Linked DNA regions of Homo sapiens: all the other regions are linked to region 3. A link is a loop called in an ENCODE intact Hi-C map of the cell type or tissue named here. Cell type or tissue: heart right ventricle. All regions are shown on one strand.

Region 1 (8,000 bases), 130 kb before region 3:
CTTCACACACCTGCCTTTCTTACCATCTGTAAAATAATGGCTGCTCCTGCTGGGGATTCCTAAATAATTGGAAAAATAAAGGGGCTCTCAACTCCCCTTAAGAAAAGCAATATAAAATTCAGAGAATCTAAGCAAATGAAACATCATCATATTGGAGAGATTACTTTCTTAAAATTCTGGTTTAACAAGCATAGAAAACAAATTTCAAATCCTACTTAATTCCCTAATTTGCTGATTTATTTTGACATTAATACAAATGGATTGCGTTATGTGTGAGCTACTGCACTAGTGAAAGTAGTTGGTTCCCAGGTGGGAGTGGCGGGCGGTGCTGACACCCTGTACTATGTAATCTTCTTAATCACTTTGAGAGGTAGGTATTGCTATCCTCAAGTTTATAAATGAGGAAACACTCCAGATTAGAGCTCTTAATTTGCCCAAAAGTCAAACACAACTAGTAAATGGTAAAGTAACACCAGTCAACAAGAGTCAGTTTGGTAAGGGTAAAAATAATAAAATATGCAAATATATTGTGAGAAGTCAGCTAACCACATGACTTTCAATACATGCAAACTTCTTAAAAATTAAAAAATATACACCACTTTTAAATACTTAAAAATGTAGAAATCAAATTTCAAATGCTCTATAGTAAAAGTTTTATTTACAAAGCCTCTTGTTTCACATGGCAGATTGATTCTGTGCCTCTCTTTCTAATGGAGACAGATGCTTTCAAGTCTGGCTGACTAGGTAAAGATAATAATTAATATTAATAATACTTAGAACCAGAGGGCTTCCAGTGCAGATGAAAAACCAATAATCAATTCATTCTTTGGCAAGTTGAGATAAAACTATGAAATGTCTTATAAAACCAAAACCCTAATAAAGCAAAATTTACCAGTTTATTATTAAGATTACAAAAGAGATCCAGTGTCTGCATTCATATACAGCATGAAAAAAAAACCACATTTTTAAAAACACACAGAGGTATCAACTGAAAGCTGATTCTCATATAAAAACAGAACTCAGAACTGGGAGGACTACAATTTAGGCAAATTTTGAGACTGGCTTTGTCCATGGTTGTCTGATTTATTTCAGTTGTCACTTCACAAATGCACTAAGTCTTTATAAATTGGCTCAACTCATCAGGGCTAAATTACATGTGTTTTTAAAAGGTCTACCAACTGACCCTAACCTAACTGCCTTGTGCTCCATGATGTTCTGGCTCAGGTGGTCTCAGCCAAGCAGGCAATTTCTTATCTCCCAGGCTGTCTCAAACCTTGATCTTTTCCAGTTGCAAGCCACTGGGCACTCATCATTTGTCTCTCTTGGAATTACCCACACCATGCTGCCAACTTGTATCTGACTCCTCCTTCAAAGCCATGCTCAACATGTACAGTTGTGTTAAGTAGGTCGTCAGCCTGCCCAAATACATATCAGCATTCACCTACCTTCCTTTTCTATGACGGCTTTGCTGCTTTTCTCTTTTCCCATGTGTTTACCTCCTTCTCCTCTGATATGTTTTAGATTTCTGTCCCCATGCAAGTCTTATGTTGAATTGTAATCCCCAGTGTTGGAGGTAAGGCCTGGTGGGAGGTGATTAGGTCATGGGGGCAGATTTCCCCCTTGCTGTTCTTGTGATAGTGAGTTCTCATGAGATCTGGTTTAAAAGTGTGTGGCACCTCCCCCTTCTCTCTCTTCCTCCTGCTCTGGCCATTTAAGACATGCCTGCTTCCCCTTTTACCATGATTATAAGTTTCCTGAGGTCTTCTCAGCCACGTTTCCTGTACAGCCTACAGAATCGTGAGCCAATTAAACTTCTTTCATTTATAAGTTATCTGGTCTCAGGTACTTCTTTATAGGAGTGTGAGAACAGACTAACATATCCCCTAAATACTTAACAGCTTTGACCATCTTCTGCCTTTATGTGGAAGACACCATGGAAATTTAACATTTTACTGGCAGTTCAGGGCTTTAATCAAGAAAATGTTCTAAAATTAAATTGTGGTGACTATACTGAAAACACTGAATTATACTCATTGAATGAATGAATGAATGATATGGTATGAGAACTATATCTCAATAAAGCTGCTTTAAAAAAAGTGTTAAAAACAGACTATTAGAAAAATTTTATTTTAAACAAATTCAGAAATCCCTAGTCTCTGAGACATTCCATGTTCTCCCATCTTCCCAATTAAGAAACATAAGCTCTAAGTACATTTGACTTGCTTAAATCCTGTGCACAGAAAGGCAGATCTAAAAACTGAATCCCTTTATACCCTATTTTTAATATCCTCTATATCTTTGTCCTGCTATATAATTTAGAAGTACTGTGTTACAGACATTGAGCATTTGGAATAATTTGCAACACTGAAGGTCATTAAAAGGCAAATAAAATATAAGACATTTGAATATCAAGCCACTAGCAAAATCTCTGTGATCCGCAGTTCACCTCTTCAGAGATGAAGAAGTTGTATAGCCTAATGCCTCCTTCGAAGAAGGCTCCCTTTTAAAACATCCTCCCTACCAGGCACTCTTTGAGCATCAGCAGAAAGTTCCCTAATTGAAAAAACATGTCATTCCAGTATTGGGCAGCTCTGTTTGTTAGAACATCACTACATCCCACTGGAATTTACCTTCTCTAAGTTCACCAGAGTTCTTCTTTTCTAAAATTTCCCTTCAAATACTTGAAATACCCTATTAAGGAAATTCTCACTGAGTACCTACTATGCACAGGACAAAGTACCATGGGAGATTCAAGAATTAGGCAAACTGCTCTGAAAAAGGTTGTAGTCTAATAGTGATAAGACAGGTTCACAGCTACTATAACGTAAAAACTGAAAAACATGAAGGGGATACAAAGCACTACATTTTGAAACAGACTATTTGAGTTAGAATTCCAGACCTAAGACTAGCGATGACTAGCTATGATCATGGGGAAGTTACTTAACCTCATTAAGCCTCAGTTTTCTTATCTGAAAACTGGGTACAGGAATGTCTAAATTACACAAATGTTGAAAGAAATTAGAGGCAATGTTTGAATATGTATACACATATATATACACACACATGCACATATGAAGAGAGTACGTTCACAAATATGGAAATGATAGCTGCTTGTGGTATTAACACTACCGTTACTGTCTCATCATCATCTTCTCCAAAAGAAACACAAAATGCCATGAGTGCCCAAAGGAAAGATATCAAATCTCTGTAAGACAAGTAGAAAACATCACAAAGATGATCATGATTTTCCATCCTTTGCTGTCTTTCCTTCTACCTGAAAAAAATATTTCAATCATACTTTATACAAAATATCCTGGCCTCTGTCCTCTAGATTCTTCCCCTTTTGTCAAAATTTTCTCATACCGTATGCCAAAGACAGAACACAGCACTCAAAATGTGATAATTACTCATTCATTTACTAAGTCTCACTAATTCAACAGACGTTTCACTACCTTCTATGTGCTAGGTACTATACTAGGCTTAGAGATTTTTTTTTTAATGAGTAAGAACCAGTCCCTGTATACAGGAAGCTGAGAATCTGGTAATGGAAATGATTAAGTATTTATGATAAAGTGATCTTTTAATCTATAATCACTATGTAAGTATCAAGAAGGTATGTGCAAATTTCCATGAAAATTCTCAGTATACCAAGACAATCTTGCCAGACCTATTTATGATATTTAAGAGCATATGATTTCTATGAACCTGTGAAAAATCATTCTCTTTTTATTCTGGTAACTGTAACCATCTTTTTCTCTTTGGGAACTGATCTGTGTGATGCTGAAAGGAACTGAGAATTACAGTTTGGCCTCCCCAGCTACAGGAATTTGCAGGTGAACTAAGACATCCAATCAAAGTATCCAACACTCCTGGAGAGAATTATTGGTTGGCTATGGGCTCATGATTCAAGCAAGGCCAATCAGAGTCTTTTCCGAAGCTTCAGTCAGTGTTTGTAGTATCAAGAGCTGTGAGGATACTAGTGGCTTGGGTGGAGATTACAGTGAGCATCTTGCAACACCGGAAAGGGCTTGCCTGAGAAGGAAATCAAATTGAGCCAAGAATATTAGCATTACACAGCAAGAGAACATCTTAAAATAATTTGTTCTATATTGACTTCCCAGTTAAATGAGTCAACAGGCTCCTGCCTCCTCCCCTCTCCATTCCTCAGTTTTACATTGGTTTGAGTCAGGGCTCCCATCCAATTTCTGAAACATATTTTTAAAATTCATTACTAGAGAATGTATAATCATCCCCAAGCACCCATTGAAAGGAAACATGTGAATCATGTCCCACAATAGGAGGGTGGCGGGGGGAGACAAACACTGCACAGGTTACTCTGCCTCAGTGTAATACCCAAAATAAATAAAATCTTAAGTCTTTTCTGTTTACTAGCTCCCAAACAAAAACAACCTTTTCTCCACTCCCTTTTGTAGTGGATATGAGACAACTTTTGTGGATATGATAAACAAATGAGAAACTTACTGTTTTTAACCATGAACAGCTTAATTGAAAACTATTCTTTGTATTCTTGTGGGGGAAGGATTTTCCCCACTTTAAATAGCTGTCGCATTTTTTATTTGGTGAGTTAGGTCTTTTAAAGCTTGGATTTCCCTGGAAATCTTCTTTGCAAGTAATTATTTTCTCTTTTCTCAGTGCTTTTATATCTGAGAGTTTCTTTCACACAAATAAATTTTGATTTTACTAATTTGAGCTCATTGTTCAAACACACTGGAGTCTTTCTGAATCTTAATTATATCATTTTTATCTTTATTGATTCACAAATTGATATACATATTCTTAATGTCTTTATGAAGTTAATCATTTTTAAATAAAATGTTGAAAATAACTCATCTGACTTATATTCTTCTTTGTGTGAGTTACAGTATGTATAAATGACTTGCTATATTTATATTCCTATGGCAAATATGTATATAAATATATCAAATATATATATATACAATACTATACTCCAAGTTGATATTGATTTATCAAATCAAACATTTTATGTATGATTCTTCAATTAGTCATATATCCACTTAACCATATCATTTAGTCTACAATTCTTTATCTTATCCATAAGGAAATCATGAGATGCTCTGTCAAATATCCTGCTAACATTAAAACACATCTTCTCTTAACTCTTGCCCAGTGTCACTGTTACCTACATAATATAGCTGAATTTCCACCCTGCCCTAATTCTGCTTATCTTTAAGAAACAGGATGCCTGTGATAAAAAGTTCCCTTTGTAACCAGACCAGCTGAGACTGGTTAGAACCAAGATAGATGACCAAATGACTTTAAGGATCTCAGGTTTCGTTATAATCTCACAATTTTATTTCCATACTAAGTGGCACTCCCACCAGTGCCATGACAATGGCCATGACAATGGCCCAAAGAAGCCATAAAAGGACAAAAAGGAAGGCAGCACTCTAGTTCCAGGATGTTTACCGCCGATTTCTGGAAAACACATAAATATTCCTCCCCTTGCTTTTCATGTCCAACCCCTTCATTAGAGAAATCCTATATTTTAACTCCCTCACCCCTCACTAATAGAGAAATTGATTTTTGAGCCATGCTCCCACTTCTCAATTCCATGACCCTCGAATAAAGCTTGCATTGCTTGACATTCACTTTCAGCTTCATGTATTTGTTTCATGACACTCAACAGGGAAAGATTCCATCTTCTAGGGGACTAGGTTTGTTGGTAAAATCCCTGATCAGTATTCTTTTGAGTTCAAACATCAAACACTGAATTTGTATATGTGCTTGTGTGCACCTATATAAGTGTACCTCATTTTATGTAAGAAGTGGGCACTAATTGTTTTAAACAAAACATACATAAAAATTTCAACTCAGTACTTAAGATAATTTTGTAGTGAATGTTTATTGAGAAGTGAATATTCTTTAATTTATCTATGTTATACATCTCTGTTTTGCATATACTAAGCTTTAATTCAAGTAAGCCACATTTAGGAAACCTCATTTATTTACCACCGGGAACAATGTCATATAAAAATGTGTTGTCTCCTTGAGACTTTCATAACCTAAGCATGGGCCAAGAATACCTAGTAATTCTCCATGTTTGTTTACTTCTCTGCATCTGTATAGTGCCTTACACAACTTGATATGTAGTAAGCCCCACAAATATCTGGTGAGAGAATGCCTTACTGTATACATTAGAAGATTTAAATCCTTGTATCTCTTCACCCAATTCAACCTGGTTTCCATGTTTTAAAATGGCTCTTTAAAGCCACCATTTAATTCAATGTTGCCAAATCCAATGGATACTTTTCAGCCCTCATCTAGGGTGACTGTTCAGGAGTATCAGCCTTCTTAACCACTCTAATTTCTGCAAATACTCTATGGCAGTAACTCCCTTGGTTTCTCCCACTTCTCCAGCCATTTTCCTCAGGCACCATCCCTGTTCATCTCTCCTAGCATTAGCTTACTTCTAAGCCCACTCTATGATCTCCCTGCAAACTTTTACCCAACCCCAAGGCTTTAATTGCCAGCTATTTGCTATAATTCTCAGATTCACATAGCTAGCCCAGATGCTCTACTGAGCTCCAGACTGATGTACATAATGGCCCTTCCAATATCTCCTCTTGCCCCATCTCACAACTTGGTCAAAACTGTACTCATGGTCTTTCCTTCCTCGCCTCCAGACCTTCTCTCTAACCAAATAGTACCTCTACCAACCCACCTTTAACACTTTCCTCCCCCTCCATCTTATCAACCATCACATTTTGTGAATTTTACTTCCTATTTCTCTAATCCATATTCTTCTGTCTATTCCCTTTACCATCATTCACTTCCTTCTTCTCTCACCGGGAGAAGGGCATTATGAGACTTCTAAGTGTTCATTCATATCCTCTCTAGTCCCCTTCTAATCTTGTATATAAAACACTGCCAAAGGGATCTATATGAAGTATAAATCCAATCACATTGCATCACTCTGATACCAAAAAACTTGCAGTGATTTCTAAATGCTCTTAGGACAAAGGCCAAAATTCCTAATATGGCCCTATGAAACCATGCCTTTTCTAGCAATAGCTTATGTCATTAACTGCACCTAATGCAATCCCTTGCCCACATCCCCACATTCTAGTCACACATCCTTTTAGTTCTTCAAATACACTATGCTCCTTCCCATGTCAGGTCTTCACCATCCCGCTCCCTCTATCAAAAATGCTCTCCTTCCTTGGCCTTGCCCAGTTTTAAAAACAGACTGAGGCCTTCCCAGACTGGGTAAGAACCTCATAAAATTCAAACTTCTCTGCTGTAGCACTAATCCCAATTGGAAATAATAATTCATTTTATTTGATTGACTGTTTATCTCTTCCTCTAGAGTCTAGACCAGTGGTTCTCTAAGTGCTGAGATCCTGGACCAGCAGAATCAGAATTACCCGGGACCTTCCTGGAAATGTAAATTTTCAGGCCTTCCTCCAGACCTACTAGATTAGAAAATCTGGGACAGGGCCTTCCAGGTGAGACTGATGAACACTAATGTTTGACAGCCACTGCTCTACATCTATGGAGAAATTTACGTTTTTCTTCTATCCTTAGCTCTGCCCTCCTTACCCAGTATTCTGTAAATAACCAGTGCTCAGTAAAGATTTACTAAAAGTATGAATGAGCAAGCCATTCCACATTTTTCATGATGTTTATAAGAATCTCTTAATTAGGATTAGAATAATTTCAATTACCAATTAAAATTTTCCTGAAAAACTTCCCCCACAGGCAGAAAGAAATCTAAGCAATCTATTTTAAACTAAGATTCAAAATAAATACAGAAAACTTGTAACACTCCTATGTCATGTCGATGGTAATGTTTGGAATCTATATGCCTCAATAGCTGATTTCCTTGTCAATCAACTCGATCCTCTCCAAGTAGGGCAAAATAAGATCAAAGAGAACATAACAGGACAGAGAGAACCAAAACATAGTCATTGAACAACCCGAGAAACATCATTAAACCACTGGCAAATCACCAGGCTATT
Region 2 (8,000 bases), 180 kb after region 3:
TTGCAGCAGCAGAGAGAGATTTGGCTCAACTCTGAATACAGAATAGGCAAGTGGGAATTTATAGCCAAGGAGTAAGGTGGGACTCAGTGCATGGAAAATTACTAAAAGGAAATATCAGATGGGCATTCTGGTTAAACCGGTGTCCTTGCTGAAGACACACCAGGGTGATCAGACATCACCTGGGGAATGATGGAGGATGAGGAACCCGATCAGCTACAGAGCATGATCAGATATGTAGGGGCTTTTAGCTATCCTGACCTAGCAGAGTTCTCTTCTACAACTGGATTTTACAAGGAAGTGCACAGATGAGCCTAGGAGAAGTGTCAGGAGCCTGACTAAAGTTTGGCCAAGCAGAGAATCTTTGTCAACTGCTCTGGATTGAATGTTTATGTCCTTCCCAAATTTATAAGTTGAAGCCCTATCCCCAATGTGATGGTATTTGAAAGTGGGGCCTTTAGGAGGTAATTAGATCATGAGGGTAGAACCTTCTTGAATGGGATTAGTACCCTTATAAGAAAATACATGAAAGATATTATCTCGGTCTCTCTCCCACATGAGGATAGAGCCAGAGGCAGCAATCTGCAAGCCAGGAATAAGTCCCTCACCAGAACCCAACCATACTGGTACCCTGATCTTGGACTTCCAGCTCCCAGAACTGTGAGGAATAAATGTTCATTGTTTAAGCCACCCGATTTATGTTATTTGTTATACCAGCCTGACCTGAGTAAGACAGTGAACGTATTTGGAGAGAAGGCTCTTTGCAGGTGTAGTTAACGATCTCGAGAGGAAATCATCTTGGATTGGGGTGGTCCCTAAGTCCAATGATTAGTGCCCTTTTAAGAGTAGGTGACCATATAGAGACACACAGAGAAGGCCATGTGAAAATGGGGTTGAGATTGGAGCATGGAAAGGATTATCCCTCAGAACTTCCTGAAGAAAACAACCATGACTACACTTTGATTTCAGACTTCTGACCTGCAGAACTGTGAGAGAATAAATAAATGTCTGTTGTTTGAAGCCACTAGTTTGTGGTAATTTGTTTCAGCAGCCCTAGGAAACTACAATTGTTCTACTGGGAACTGCTTTTCCCTTCATTAAAAATGTTTCAAGAATCTGTTAATGTTGACAAAGTTTTCTCCTGTTCACAGCCCCTAGAAAAACCACTTGTTCAAAAGTGAAAAGTGTTCTAAGAGAACGATTGCATACAGAATAGGAAACCTATCATCTGTATAGTATAAAACCTACCTATAAAATAAGAACACTGAATTTTTAATAGACCCCAGAACATTAGTGTCATACTTCAATGTCATCCTTAGACTATACACCTAAATCAAATTGCTACATTCATTCACTCACTCACCCTCTTGAAAGTCTTCTTTTGTATTCACCTTAGAACCTGTTGGCAAGTTACATGAGCAAGACAATTTCATTCATTTATAGTTACAACTCCAAGAATTATGATCCAATCTTTACTCTTAGAAAATTTAAGTTGCAGTGGCAGAAACAAATATTGAACTGGACCCCATTTTAAATTTAAAATATATGTATATTCCCAAAAGATGAAGAACTTTGTTGTTTTTTTTTTTTTTTTTTTTTGAGGCAGGGTCTCACTCTGTTGCCCAGGCTGCAGTGCAGTGATGAGATCACAACAGGCCTCGACCTTCCAGGCTCAGCTGATACTCCCACCTCAGCCTCTCAATTAGCTGGGATTACAGGCATGTGCCACCATGCCTAGCTAATTTTTTCTTTTTTTTTTAGAAACAGGGTTTTGCCATGTTGCCCAGGCTGGTCTCAAACTTCTGGGCTCAAGCGATCTACTTGTCTTGTCCTCCCAAAGTGCTGGGATTACAGGCATGAGCCGCTATACCAGGCCAAAACTTTCTTTATTTATTGTTTTTACACCCACCAAACTAGCGAAAATTAAAAGCCTAACAACAGCATGTTTTGGCAAAGATATAAAATATTAGAAAATCTCATACTTTGCTGGTGGTGTGGGTGTAACTGGAACACTACTTTAATCATCATATAGTTAAGTTTAAAATGCATTATCTCTTCCTCCAACAATTCTAAACCTAGGTGTATAGAAGAAACTTTCGCACAAATATACCAAGAGACTTGTGCAAGAAGCTGCAAGGGAACATTGTTTGTAACAACAAAAAGGTGGAAACAGCCCAAATGCCCATAAACAGATAGAACAAATAAATAGATGAAACATACTAATACAATAGAATATAGCAATGAAAATAAGCAAACCACAGTTATATATATCAACATACCAACAAGGGTAAATCACACAACCGTAATGGTGAACAACAACCAAAAAAGGAAGTTGCAGAATCTCATGGAGTTTGTAGCAGACACTGGCAATGCCTTGCTTGTATCCCATTGGACACTACCATTTCAGTGCAGGCCAATCCACCCTCCAACTGCCAGTAACTGCAACTCCTTGCCCAGGGGCTTCTCTTTGCTGAAATCACTCTGCCTGCATGCATGGAAGGCCAGAAGTGCCAGGGAATCACAGGTAATATGTGTAAATACCCCAGCTCCTTTACCCCATGGATGGGATAACTCTAAGGTATATATTCTGGTTCCAGAGCTCCTCCATGTGATTAAGATATAGTTGCCCACAGTGGTAACTTCTTTGATAGCAACCCTAAGCTGGCCTCCTTTCCTCCCCTATCTCAGTTCCCAGCTCCCCTACTGGGTTTTTGTGGCCCATTTCCCAAATCAACCACTTGCATTATAGTCCATATCTGAGGGTGTGCTTCTGACAAACAAAACTAAGACACTATGATTCTATTTGTATGTGGTTAGTAGAATGGCATTGCAGGCATACCTCAGAGATACTGAAGATTCAGTTCATGAATATTGCAGTAAAATGAGTCACACAAACATTTTGGTTTCCTAATGCATATAAAAGTTATGTTACACTATACAGTAGTCTGTTAAATGTGCAATAGCATTATATCTACAAATACAATGCACATACCTTGATTTTAAATTACTGTATTGCTAAAATATGCTATCATTTGAGCCGGTAGTGATCTTCAGTAATCTTTTTGCTTGTTATGCCTCAATGTTGATGGCTCCTGACTGATCAGGGTGGCGGTACTAAAGGTTAGGGCGGCACTAAAGTTTAGCACTTTCTAAAACTAAAACAATAATGAAGTTTGCCACATCAATTGACTTTCCCTTTTACAAAAGATTTCTCTGAAGCATGTGATGCTATCTGATAGCATTTTACCAATAGTAGAATGTCTTTCAAAACTGGAGTCAAACCTCTCAAACTCTGCCAATGCTTTATCAACTAAGTTTATGTAATATTTTAAATCCTTTGTTGTCATTTCAACAATGTTTATAGCATCTTCACCAGAAGTAGATTCTATCTCAAGAAACCACTTTGCTCATCCATAAGAAGCAACTCCCATTTATTGATCATGATATTGCATTAATTCAGTCACATCTTCCGATCCCCTTCTAGTTCTAGTTCTCTTGCTATTTCTACCATATCCGCAGTTATTTCCCCCACTGAAGTCTTGAACCCCTCCAAATCATTCATGAAGGTTGGAATCCACTTCTTCCAAACTCCTGTTAACGTTGATTTTTGGACCTCCTCCCAATGAATCACAAATATTCTTAATGGCATTTAAAATGATAAATCCATGCTGTCTTTCTGTGTGAGAAAAAATAATAAAATAGAATAAAATGATGAGTCCTTTCCAGCAGGGTTTTCATTGACTTTGCCCAGATCCACCAGAGGGATCACTATTTATGGCAGCTGTAGCCTTATAAAATGTATTTCTTAAATAATAATACTTGAAAGTCAAAAATATCCCTTAATCCATGGGCTGCAGAATGGATGTTGTGTTAGCAGCATCCATCCTGCAGCCCATGGATTGAGGTGTATTTTAATGAAAATAACATTCATCTCCTTGTATATCTCACCAGAAGTCTGTTTGACCAGGTTCATTGTCAATGAACATTAATATTTGGACAGGAGTCTCTTTTTCTAAGCTGTAGATCTCAACAGTGGGCTTAAAATATTCAGGAAACGATGCTGTAAACAGATTTACTGTCACTCTGGCTTTGTTGTTCCATTTATAGAGCAAAGGTAAAGTAGATTTTGCATAATTCTTAAGGGCCCTGGGGTTTTCAGAATGGTAAATGAGCATCAAAGTGAACTTATTATAAAATCACCAGTTGCATTAAAAAGGGAGTCAGCCTGTCCTTTACAGACTGAAGCTGCTGGCAGCAGGAGTCTGGGGCCTGACCCTAGGGTTTTGCCATTAATGTGATTACACAGTAATGCCTATCTCTTCCTGTCAACAGGCTTTCCAGTCCTGTGTCTTTCCCCCACTTATATCTCTTGCTTATTCATAGCTTCTATTTTCCCATAACCTCAACTTATTGAAACCTTTAGCTTATAAATGACCCATTATTACCATTCTAGCCTCTCCTTATCTCAAGGACTTTTACCTTTTGCCTACTCTGTCAACCACATAAAATCTTTCTGCATGTTCGATTTCAGATTCATGACACAGAGACTCTGATGGACCCTGACAGCCTCTTTATCAAAAAAGTTTTTTTGCATCAGGCGTTTTGATAGGTGATTGGTCAAGATAGAGACTGGCTACCCTGGTTGGACTGTGCCCTGCAAGGGTCAACATTCCTGCCCTTCCCAGTGGAGATCCCTTGGTATATTATGTGTCTGGCTAGAATTGTGGTGCCCTCTCGTGGACATTTTCAGTATTACAAGAGCCATAATTTTCTTCCAGGATTGTTTTCAAACTATGGGTACGTTAACTTAGGATGATGAAATCAACGAGCAGTTGACAACAATACATTTGGTCCAGAATTGTAATAATGAAATGGAAAGATATAAGAGTGCATCTCATTTATTAAGATTGAGTATTATTTTGGCCGGGCGCGGTGGCTCACGCCTGTAATCCCAGCACTTTGGGATGCCGAAGCGGGCCGATCACGAAGTCGAGAGATCGAGACTATCTTGGCTAACACGGTGAAACCCCGTCTTTACTAAAAATACAAAAAAAAAAAAATTAGCCGGGCGTGGTGGCGGGCGCCTGCAGTCCTGCTACTCGGGAGGCTGAGGCAGGAGAATGGCGTGAACCCCAGAGGCGGAGCTTGCAGTGAGCCGAGATCACGCCACCGCACTCCAGCCTGGGCAACAGAGCGAGACTCCGTCTCAAAACAAAACAAAAAACAAAAAACAAAGATTGAGTATTGTTTCATGAAATTTTGTTTTAGATGTATGTGTGTGTGTGTGTGTGCGCGAGTGCGTGCATATAAATGTATTTGGTGCAAAAGCAATTGCAGTTTAAAAAATGTCAAAAACCACAGTTGCTTTTGGACCAACCTAAATATGTGATATTCAAATATCATAACATAGGCATAACATAACATAGGCATATGTTATGCCTAATCTAATCTAATGTGGGTCAAATAACATAGGCATAGACACCCATTGTAAACAACTAACACAGCTATATTAGAGGGAACTAGCTATTCAGCCTTTAAAGGATGGCCAAGATTGAGATGTAAAATGTTTATTTTTTAATATAGGTCATGTCAAAAGAATTTGAAAGATACTGTTCTAGAATACAACTCAATATAGCTATATATCATACATTTTAATAATTACATAGTATTTGTATAATTTACTATAATTTAGGTAACCCAGTGGTTCTCTCTCCTTGTATAACACATTCCTACCAGTAAGAGAGGCTCTAGGTAATTTGGAAACACTCTCATGACACTTCTGTCTCCCATCTGACACCCACATTCTCTCTTTCTCTCTCTCACTCACACACACACACAAGTTGAGCATTACTAATTTTAACAATTTTCCTATCATTGGCTATTTAGATTAGAGAGTTTGGAGAGGGAATAGAATGAATGGTTAAGAATGTAGGCTCTAATGAACTCTTCCATTTACTGGGTGTGTGACCAGGTTACTTGATCTGTCAAATGGGGATGGTAATAGCCTCAATAGTACCTCCCTCATAGGGTTGTCTATGAGGTTTGAATGAATTAACTTATATAAAGTGCTCAGATCAATATATGGTAAATACTCAATTAAATGTTAGGTATTATCACTATTTAGGTTGTATCCAGTTTTTCACTATTGTAAGTAAAAATATTGATGCAATGAATATCTCTGTAGCAAAATCTTTGGAAAGCAGACTTTGTTAAGTCTACTTGTGAAAATAGAATTGCTAGGTATAATGATAAGTATATTTTTAAGGGGTTTTAAAATTTTTGCTAAATTATCCATCTGGAAGGACCCTTTACCACCAGTGATTGAAAGGCCAAACTCGGAGGAGGAGCCAAGATGGCCGAATAGGAACAGCTCCGGTCTACAGCTCCTAATGTGAGCGACACAGAAGACGAGTGATTTCTGCATTTCCATCTGAGCTTTGAAGAGAGCAGTGGTTCTCCCAGCACGCAGCTGGAGATCTGAGAACGGGCAGACTGCCTCCTCAAGTGGGTCCCTGACCCCTGACCCCCGAGCAGCCTAACTGGGAGGCACCCCCCAGCAGGGGCACACTGACACCTCACACGGCCGGCCGGGTACTCCAACAGACCTGCAGCTGAGGGTCCTGTCTGTTAGAAGGAAAACTAACAAACAGAAAGGACATCCACAACAAAAACCCATCTGTACATCACCATCATCAAAGACCAAAAGTAGATAAAACCACAAAGATGGGGAAAAAACAGAGCAGAAAAACTGGAAACTCTAAAAAGCAGAGCGCCTCTCTTCCTCCAAAGGAACGCAGTTCCTTATCAGCAACAGAACAAAGCTGGGCGGAGAATGACTTTGATGAGCTGAGAGAAGAAGGCTTCAGACGATCAAATTACTCCGAGCTATGGGAGGACATTCAAACCAAAGGCAAAGAAGTTGAAAACTTTGAAAAAAATTTAGAGGAATGTATAACTAGAATAACCAATACAGAGAAGTGCTTAAAGGAGCTGATGGAGCTGAAAACCAAGGCTCGAGAACTACGTGAAGAATGCAGAAGCCTCAGGAGCCGATGTGATAAACTGGAAGAAAGGGTATCAGTGATGGAAGTTGAAAGGAATGAAATGAAGCGAGAAGGGAAGTTTAGAGAAAAAAGAATAAAAAGAAACGAGCAAAGCCTCCAAGAAATATGGGACTATGTGAAAAGACCAAATCTACGTCTGATTGGTGTACCTGAAAGTGACGGGGAGAATGGAACCAAGTTGGAAAACACTCTGCAGGATATTATCCAGGAGAACTTCCCCAATCTAGCAAGGCAGGCCAACATTCAGATTCAGGAAATACAGAGAATGCCACAAAGATACTCCTCGAGAGGAGCAACACCAAGACACATAATTGTCAGATTCACCAAAGATGAAATGAAGGAAAAAATGTTAAGGGCAGCCAGAGAGAAAGGTCGGGTTACCCTCAAAGGGAAGCCCATCAGACTAACAGCAATTCTCTCAGTAGAAACTCTACAAGCCAGAAGAGAGTGGGGGCCAATATTCAACCTTCTTAAAGAAAAGAATTTTCAACCCAGAATTTCATATCCAGCCAAACCAAGCTTCATAAGTGAAGGAGAAATAAAATACTTTACAGACAAGCAAATGCTGAGAGATTTTGTCACCACCAGGCCTGCCCTAAAAGAGCTCCTGAAGGAAGCGCTAAACATGGAAAGGAACAACCGGTACCAGCCACTGCAAAATCATGCCAAAATGTAAAGACCATCGAGACTAGGAAGAAACTGCATCAACTAACGAGCAAAATAACCAGCTAACATCAAAATGACAGGATCAAATTCACACATAACAATATTAACTTTAAACGTAAATGGACTAAATGCTCCAATTAAAAGACACAGTCTGGCAAATTGGATAAAGAGTCAAGACCCATCAGTGTGCTGTATTCAGGAAACCCATCTCACGGGCAGAGACACACATAGGCTCAAAATAAAAGGATGGAGGAAGATCTACCAAGCAAATGG
Region 3 (8,000 bases):
TTCTCAGGGAGGTTAAGAGGCACCATCCTCTAATCAAGTTAGAACATTTCATTCTCTCACCCTCTGCATCCACTCACTGCCAATTCTATCTAAAGCATACTACTCCTCTTTTTGAAGTCCTACTACTGCATCCTATTGCCTACCAAATGAAGACCAGCTTCTTAGTGTGATATAAGGTCCCTTATGATAGGCTCCTGCCTGCCTGTCAGATTCATCTCTCATTAAGCTTCTCATTGCATGCTGTACTTCAGTTAGAACCAATTACAATACAATGCTGTTTCATGTTTCTGCCCTTTTTCAATCTGTGCTCTTCACCTGAAATGTCTTTCCCCCAAACTAGCCTACACTCACATCTGACCCTTGTCTGCTTGGCAAATTCCTACTTATCAATTAAGTCTCATTCACTTCCTCCATAGGGCCTTTTCTGATCCCACCCCCCTCAGTAGATATGATGGCCCATTGCTTCTTTCATGGCTTCAAATCACTTAACTGCAATGTTTGTTTACATATCTGTCTCATCCTTATCCAATTAAATTATATTCTTTAAATTACTAATTTCATATCTGACATTTTGTCTAGCACATGGTATAAACTGAATGTGGAACAAAAACTGTTAGCAAAACTCATCATTCAGTAGTCAGGGAGAACAGCAGAATTGCATTATGCAAGATTTTACAGCAGTGAACTAAGAATCAGCTATTTTGTGATTTAATTTACCAAATGTAAATAATACAGACATAATCCAATTAGTTCTGTTCTTTTTACTCTCATGTACTTTTCTATCTTCTGATACCTTACTGCAACTCTGAATTATCTGTTGGCCTTTATATTTTTTTGCTCTGGCAGCCCCATTAAGTCCTATTATTCACTGAGTCAAAAATGTCATGCCAAGTCTTGGATGGGCCTATCCTAGGAACCTCTGGAGTCTCACTGTAGACTCTTCCCAAAATATCAGGATCTAGCTCTACTAATCTAGCAATAATCAGCCCTCATATTTATATTTCTCCTTTATCTTATATTAATCTCATTTCATCCTCATAATACAAATAATTGGTCATGTTTCATTAATAACATTTTATAAGTGAAACACAGGCCAAGAAACCCAAAGAAGATTTACCTTTTATAAGTTCACCCCATACAAAAACCTGAGGAATTCTATACTTTCTGATGTCCAGGCCTCATTTATTTCCTTTGAATACCATTTTCCAAAGTCACATCCTATTCTTGTGCTTCATCTGCCAGCACTTTGACTTTCCTTTTATTTCTGTCTCCCAAATGATCGCTTCCTGTTTGTGCGTGTGCTTCCACACTGCTGATCTGATCACCAGCTGAACATTCCAACACAATAACTTTTCTCCCCCTTTCGACTTCATAATCCAAAGACTTTGACAAAGGAATATGTATTTTATGAGTTTCACCCCAGAGTCCATTCCTCTGCAAAAATCTAAATGTAACTTTTACCCATAACCTAGTTTTTGAAGGGCCTTTTTTCTGAACTCAGGCAATTATAACTGGATGACTCCCAGGCCAGTTCTCTGCATTTGTCTTCCTTTAGTTGCTTTCCTCTAAAACCAGGCAGGAAAATCAGAGTTTATGTAACTTTGTTAAACATGACTACTTCTACAAAAATATTAATAAATGAGGGTGACACAAACTACTGGGGGGAAATGAGGTTCAAAATGGCCTATAGCTTTTTCTATACTCCTCAACATTCTCTCACATTGAGAGTTGGTTTTAGCTCTCAGCCTGAAAATTCCTCACTTTAACTGCCCTCACTCTGTTCCCCACTGCATAGTCTGTCCTTTGTGGCATTTGCCTCCTTTAATGTTAACAAAAAGTGGAAAATGATAAACGAGCAGGAGTGAACACAGAGTAGTTACTTTAACTGTGTCTTTATTCACAGGCGTTTAGCCCACAATCCCATAACTGTATTCAGAGGAAAGGGCTGAGCTCAAGAGGATACCCTTTCCCCACTCCCAGCACAAACATTCCTTTACCTTCAAAGTCTGAAAATAACTTGCCCTCCCCACTTTCCTCTTAAAAACAATGTCAGAGAAAAACAATGACCAATTCTGTAAATTAGCTCCACTGGTTAGACCAGATATCAAACAGATTCAACCCCTGGGAGGTCACTAGGCCTCTTCTACTTCCAAGAACTTCTAACTCCCATTAGTTCCTCTTACTTGTCAGTCATCAGGAAGAACATAAATGGATCTGTGCATTAACATTTATAAAAACATACAGCCAAAGGCAGGCTCAATAGCGTCCTCCTATATATTTTATTTATTCTCATTTTTCAGAAGGAAAATGTAAATTTCAGATCTCAACGGATGAGTCACATGCAATTTCTAAAGCCAATGCAGTAAGGACCTGTGATCAAGTGAACCCAGCCTTCCTGAACCTTCTGTCATCTCTCTGCCCCTCCTTTCAATCTTTGTTTTAGGTTGCAGACTCTTCTTTCTAGGTATACATGTGTAGGACATGTGTTCATCTAAAAGATTAGTCTAGTTGTAGAGACCAAAGGCATCACTTCTATTGACCCTGACCTTCGCCTACTTCAAGCAGATTTTCATTACTAAGAATCGATGTTATCAGAAGCTTAAGACTTTTCAGTTTAGAAAAATATATTCTGCATATTAGAAGTTGGGGGCTGGAGGATAAAGTTTATCTTGTCACAACTGTTCAATCTGAGATGTCCAAGAAGCAGCTTTCTGTGGAAACCTGGAATAATGGATTATTCCCAGGTGATATGTAAAGTTGTAGAATATAGATTAAGCTCATTATACTAAAAAGCCCTAAAATTAAACACAGCTGTTTGTTGAGCTCTTGCCCTGATTTCCCCAATTACAACATTGCTGTGTGTTCGCACACAAGCCTTTGATCCGATTCTCTTTCATTTCAGTCTGTCCTGGGACCTGTACTGTAGGAGAGAAAGACGAAAATCCATAGATGATGGATGATGTGTAGAACACAGATACTCTGTAATTCAAGTCTCGGTAAAATTCAGAAGTTAGAGCAACATACACAAACAAGAGGGTCTGGCCTTTCTTCCCAGAGGGGCTATTGGCTAACCTATTTTTGCTACATTAATTAAAACGACCCATCGCCCTGATTCCTAACAATCTTCCTAAAAACAGTATCTATTCCATATATCCTCCCAACACAATCAAAGTAGGTCAGAAATGTTGCTTCCTTCCCCTCATTGATTTTCATTAAGAGGATGCACTTTCTGAACACTAAATGGAAAGATAAACACCCAATACAAGAACCAATGACACCCCCTGTAAATTTTTGGCACACTGTCTCGTTCTTCTAAAAGCCAGATAAAAATCTCATCTCCCATAGTTTATCCTTTTTGGCTGTAAAACAACAATGATTACAAGCTATAAAATACACCGCGGCAATACTTCAGCCAGGTGATAAAGCACCTCCCAAAAGAAGCATATTCACTGTCTTTTCTAATTTTCTCCATCATCAACCTGCATCTTCTCTACCAAGTACATACTCCTTTTTTTTCCCCCCCAAATTCAAATCCACATTTTGTCAGAAGGATGCTAAGTGACACCATACATTGGCTTAGCAAACCCACAGGGCCTTAATCAGGAAGCTGAGGGCAGGGGAGTAGGACGAAGGCGTTTGCAGAGACAGGGGAGTGGAGACAGGGGGAGGAGGAGCGGGAAATCCTCTGGTGTCTGTGTCTGGCTCTCTGGAAAAGCTGTGATGAGATGGTTCTTCAAATCCCACTGGTGGGGCTTCCCCAGTCTCCTCCCCTTCCTGAAATCTTTCCCTCGACCCCAGGTCCTCAAACCTGGCTGTCCAAAAAGGACGCCGCAAAGTCCTGCAGAGCCCCCAAAAGACACAAGCGCGGACAGAAAAGCATCCCCCGAGAGACAGCGAAGCCACACACCCTCTCCGGGCCAGCTACCAGGGCGGGCAACTTCACCCCTCGAAGCAAACGAAAGCCCCTGTTCTCCAAGCAAAGGAAAAGGGGATGGCAAACAGAAATAAACAGGAACCGCTCTCAGCCTTCATCTTCCGCGCCCTCCCCCAGCAAACTCCAGGTAGAGGACCAGGTGCTGCTCACCTCCTGGCAAGGAGGAAGCGGGCGGCTGGAGGAGGAGGGCAGGTCCCCAGCCCAGGCCGCCTGGCAGCCGGCGAGCGCCCAGCAGCAAATCCAGGCGGGGCTCCAGGGCGGCGAGCGCCCGCGGCGGGGAGCCTCCGCCGGCCGCCCCCAGCCCCTGCCCCGTACCGGCCCCCGGGCGCGGAACAGCATCTTCGTCCGGCCGCGGTCGGCGGGCCGGCGGCAAGGCAGCCTTCCCGGGGTGCGGCGGCAGCTCCGGCTCCCGGGCCGCGACTGCTGTGCGCTCGTCTCGCCGCTCCGTCACCCGCTGCCCGTCCGCCCGCTGACAGCTCTGCTGCGCTCGCGGCCCGGGCAGCCAGCGCCGATGCTCCCGTCACGCCGGAGGGAGGGACCGCGGGGCGCGGGCGCGGCGCGGGGGCGGGACGCGGGGCGGGGACGCTGGAGCTGGGGAGCAGGTGGCGCGGGCGGGGGCTGCGGCCCAGCCCGGCGGGTCCCCAGGGGCTGCGCGGCGCTCGCCTCGCGCTAGAGGGCGAGAGAGGCTGGGGACCCCGTGGAGTAGCCTGTCTCAGGTCCCCGTGGCCCACTGGGAGGGGCGCTCCCGGGATGAAGCCAGAGTAAATACAGGACATCAGGACATTGTTTTCTGGCGGTGGGTCTTTAAAAAGCTCGCCACTTTCCTCATTGCACACAAACACGCAGATGTGCCCTCGGAACATCCCTTGTAAGGATCCATGCTGGCTAGCGTCAGATCGAATTTCTAGTTAGGGTGTGCATGAAATGGCGGGGAAGAAAGAGGACTGAGGTGTAGACGTGGTGTGTGACTCAGTTTTCTCACCTATTTAATGAAAATAATACCCACCACGTAGGATTATTATGAGGATTAAGTAAGTTGATGTACATAAAGCACTTGGAAGAGTGCCTGGCACACAGTAGGTGACATGTGTTGGTAGTAGTAGCCATAATTATTGCTGCTATTGGTGTTATTTTGTGGAGATGTGTAACATTGGGCATTAAGCCCTGTGTTTTCTGGAGGAAACAGTTTCTCCATCTGTGCGATGATTGAGGTGCTCTTCGTTTTTTCTTTCATTCAAAAACATACTGAACTAGGTGATGGTGAACAAGATGGACATAAGGCCTTCCTCAGTGGCAAGGATCTCAAGATCCCTTCTTGATCTCAGATTCTGTAAATGGGTGAGTTATTGTGTTTTTCAAAAGAAGCATCCAAATTTCTGATTATTGAATATCTGGACAAATCCACGTGGCCCACTCATTATAAGTTGGCCTGTGGCACATTTGTTTGTGGCATTATCTCTAATATCCTTTTAACAAAATTTCCACATGAAAGTCTCTGTATATGTGTGTTTGTGTGTATGTATACACATATAGATTTGTGTATCACACCTATATTCTGATTATAACAATATATGTTATTTGTAAACATTTTGGAAAATATTGAAAAGTATCAGGAAGAATATAAAAATAACTAGAGATCCTACCACCCAGAGATAACATTGTTAATGGTATTAACATGTTGAGGAATTTCCTTGCTTTTTTTTTTTTAACTCTGTGTGTACTGCAAAACTGGAATAATAATTTGTAACCTGCTTTTATTTTTATTCTTAATAACATAAATATTTTCTCAAGTCATTAAAGTCTCCAACAACACAACTTTAATAATTGTAAAATATTTTCTACTCTTTAGATACATGTAATTTACTATTAGATATTAGGCATTGTTTAAGGATTCAGTGTTATTAATAATTCTGGAAAGAATGCCCTTGGAACATAATCTGTGTGCATCTTTAAATATTTTATGATAACTTTCTAGAAGTGAAAACATTGGATCACATGATATGTGTATTTTTAAAGTTTTTGACGAATAGTGTACAAATTCCTTCCAAAAAATTTGTAGCAATTGTTACCAGCAGTTTATGAGTATTTATTTCACATCACCCTAGATTATAATACTTCAGATATTTATCATTTTGGTAGAAGAGACAAAAGCTATTATTTTTAAAATGTATTTTTATCATTGGTGACATCGAGTGATTTTTTATATATATCTACTAGCTATTTGCATTTTTCCTTCTCATGTCAGGGTGTGAGAATTTTTCACTGGCACACTTTAGCCATTTTATTGAAGTTCCATTTTTTATTGATTCGTTAGCAATCTTCATAAGCTTTGTGTATGTTTATCATATATCTTACAAATACTTTTTTGTAGTCTTTTAAATTTACTTCTGATAGCTTTTCTGGCAGAAGCTTGTCATCTTTAGGTATTCAAATGTAGCAACATTTTCTTTTGTGATTTCTTCCTTTTTTATATCTAGAAGTACACGTATCTCTGCAAAATCATACAGATGCCTATGTTTTCTTATTTTGTTATATTTTGTTATTATTTCCTTTTTATATGCTTTATTCTTTAATTCATGTGGAATTTTTAGGAGTCAAATTATGTTATGATTTTTGTCATCTGAGAAAGAACTAACAACATGACTATTAAATTGAAAACAGCTTCTTTCCTTATAAAAATAAGAGTCGTCCAGTCAATGCACTTGGATCAAATGACAATTGTAGATTTTCCAGAGTAGGACAACTTGCCACTTTCAATAAATACTTTTCTCATAGTTGTCCCATCCATAAAAAAGATCTTGACCTTGGATAATTAAAATCAGCATAAAGGCTGACAGAGAAAGGAAATTTCAAGAAGACTCTAAGGTCCTCTTCTACCTGTTATTTTAGGATGTAATAGCAAATTATTCAAAGTTTGTGATTATCTGATCAATAAATTTACTCTTAAAGATAGTTTTATAAAAATATACTTTAATAGAAAATTCATAATGAAATTTTTGCAAGAATGGGTTGAAATAGCTTACAATCACTAGGTAATAATCATTTTTCCACTTTATTTGTGCAGTGTATACCTGAAAATTGAACTGAATTTTGTTAAAAAGTCAACAAAAGCCTTAGCTGTATCAACAAAAGCCATAGCCAAAATGATGCTATATAAATAGATTTATTTTCTTTTTTAACTTAAATCAGATTGTGGTATAAATAACCCCAATTTTTATTTATTTTATTTTTATTTTTATTTTTATTATTATACTTTAAGTTTTAGGGTACATGTGCACAATGTGCAGTTTAGTTACATATGTATACATGTGCCATGCTGGTGTGCTGCACCCACTAACTCGTCATCTAGCATTAGGTATATCTCCCAGTGCTATCCCTCCCCCCTCCCCCCACCCCACAACAGGCCCCAGAGTGTGATGTTCCCCTTCCTGTGTCCATGTGTTCTCATTGTTCAATTCCCACCTATGAGTGAGAATATGCGGTGTTTGGTTTTTTGTTCTTGCAATAGTTTACTGAGAATGATGATTTGCAATTTCATCCATGTCCCTACAAAGGACATGAACTCATCATTTTTTATGGCTGCATAGTATTCCATGGTGTATATGTGCCACATTTTCTTAATCCAGTCTATCATTGTTGGGCATTTGGGTTGGTTCCAAGTCTTTGCTATTGTCAATAATGCCGCAATAAACATACGTGTGCATGTGTCTTTATAGCAGCATGATTTATAGTCCTTTGGGTATATACCCAGTAATGGGATGACTGGGTCAAATGGTATTTCTAGTTCTAGATCCCTGAGGAATCGCCACACTGACTTCCACAATGGTTGAACTAGTTTACAGTCCCACCAACAGTGTAAAAGTGTTCCTATTTCTCCACATCCTCTCCAGCACCTGTTGTTTCCTGACTTTTTAATGATTGCCATTCTAACTGGTGTGAGATGGTATCTCATTGTGGTTTTGATTTGCATTTCTCTGATGGCCAGTGATGGTGAGCATTTTTTCATGTGTTTTTTGGCTGCATAAATGTGTTCTTTTGAGAAGTGTCTGTTCATGTCCTTCGCCCA

What was found. Peaks named below come from ENCODE experiments on the same cell type or tissue, not always from the same donor. Only the 100,000 strongest peaks of a DNase experiment are listed, where the experiment ranks them.
Region 1: it touches region 3 in a loop (4-fold over the local background); 49 of 110 quality-filtered maps call a loop at or near these places.
Region 2: it touches region 3 in a loop (3-fold over the local background); 32 of 110 quality-filtered maps call a loop at or near these places.

Annotation. Positions count from the first base shown.
Region 1 is chr7:86,928,186-86,936,185 of GRCh38, forward strand. All of the region lies in intron 8 of ELAPOR2 (endosome-lysosome associated apoptosis and autophagy regulator family member 2), which reads right to left. Among named protein-coding and RNA genes, the nearest start is that of ELAPOR2, 130 kb to the right of the region's middle. In heart right ventricle, no CTCF peak of the experiment used is centred here; a DNase peak (open chromatin) is centred at 4,013; H3K27ac peaks cover 1,943 bases.
Region 2 is chr7:87,232,325-87,240,324 of GRCh38, forward strand. No RefSeq gene overlaps it. Among named protein-coding and RNA genes, the nearest start is that of TMEM243, 17 kb to the left of the region's middle. In heart right ventricle, a CTCF peak has its summit at 4,737 (motif pointing left); no DNase peak of the experiment used is centred here; H3K27me3 peaks cover 558 bases.
Region 3 is chr7:87,055,241-87,063,240 of GRCh38, forward strand. It overlaps ELAPOR2 (endosome-lysosome associated apoptosis and autophagy regulator family member 2), which reads right to left and starts at 4,414. Exons shown (of 22, transcript NM_001142749.3): 1 at 4,085-4,414. The coding sequence starts at 4,273. RefSeq lists an enhancer at 3,376-3,876 and silencers at 4,142-4,211, 4,302-4,691. In heart right ventricle, a CTCF peak has its summit at 4,640; DNase peaks (open chromatin) are centred at 3,712, 3,931 and 4,551; H3K4me3 peaks cover 1,748 bases; H3K27ac peaks cover 3,626 bases.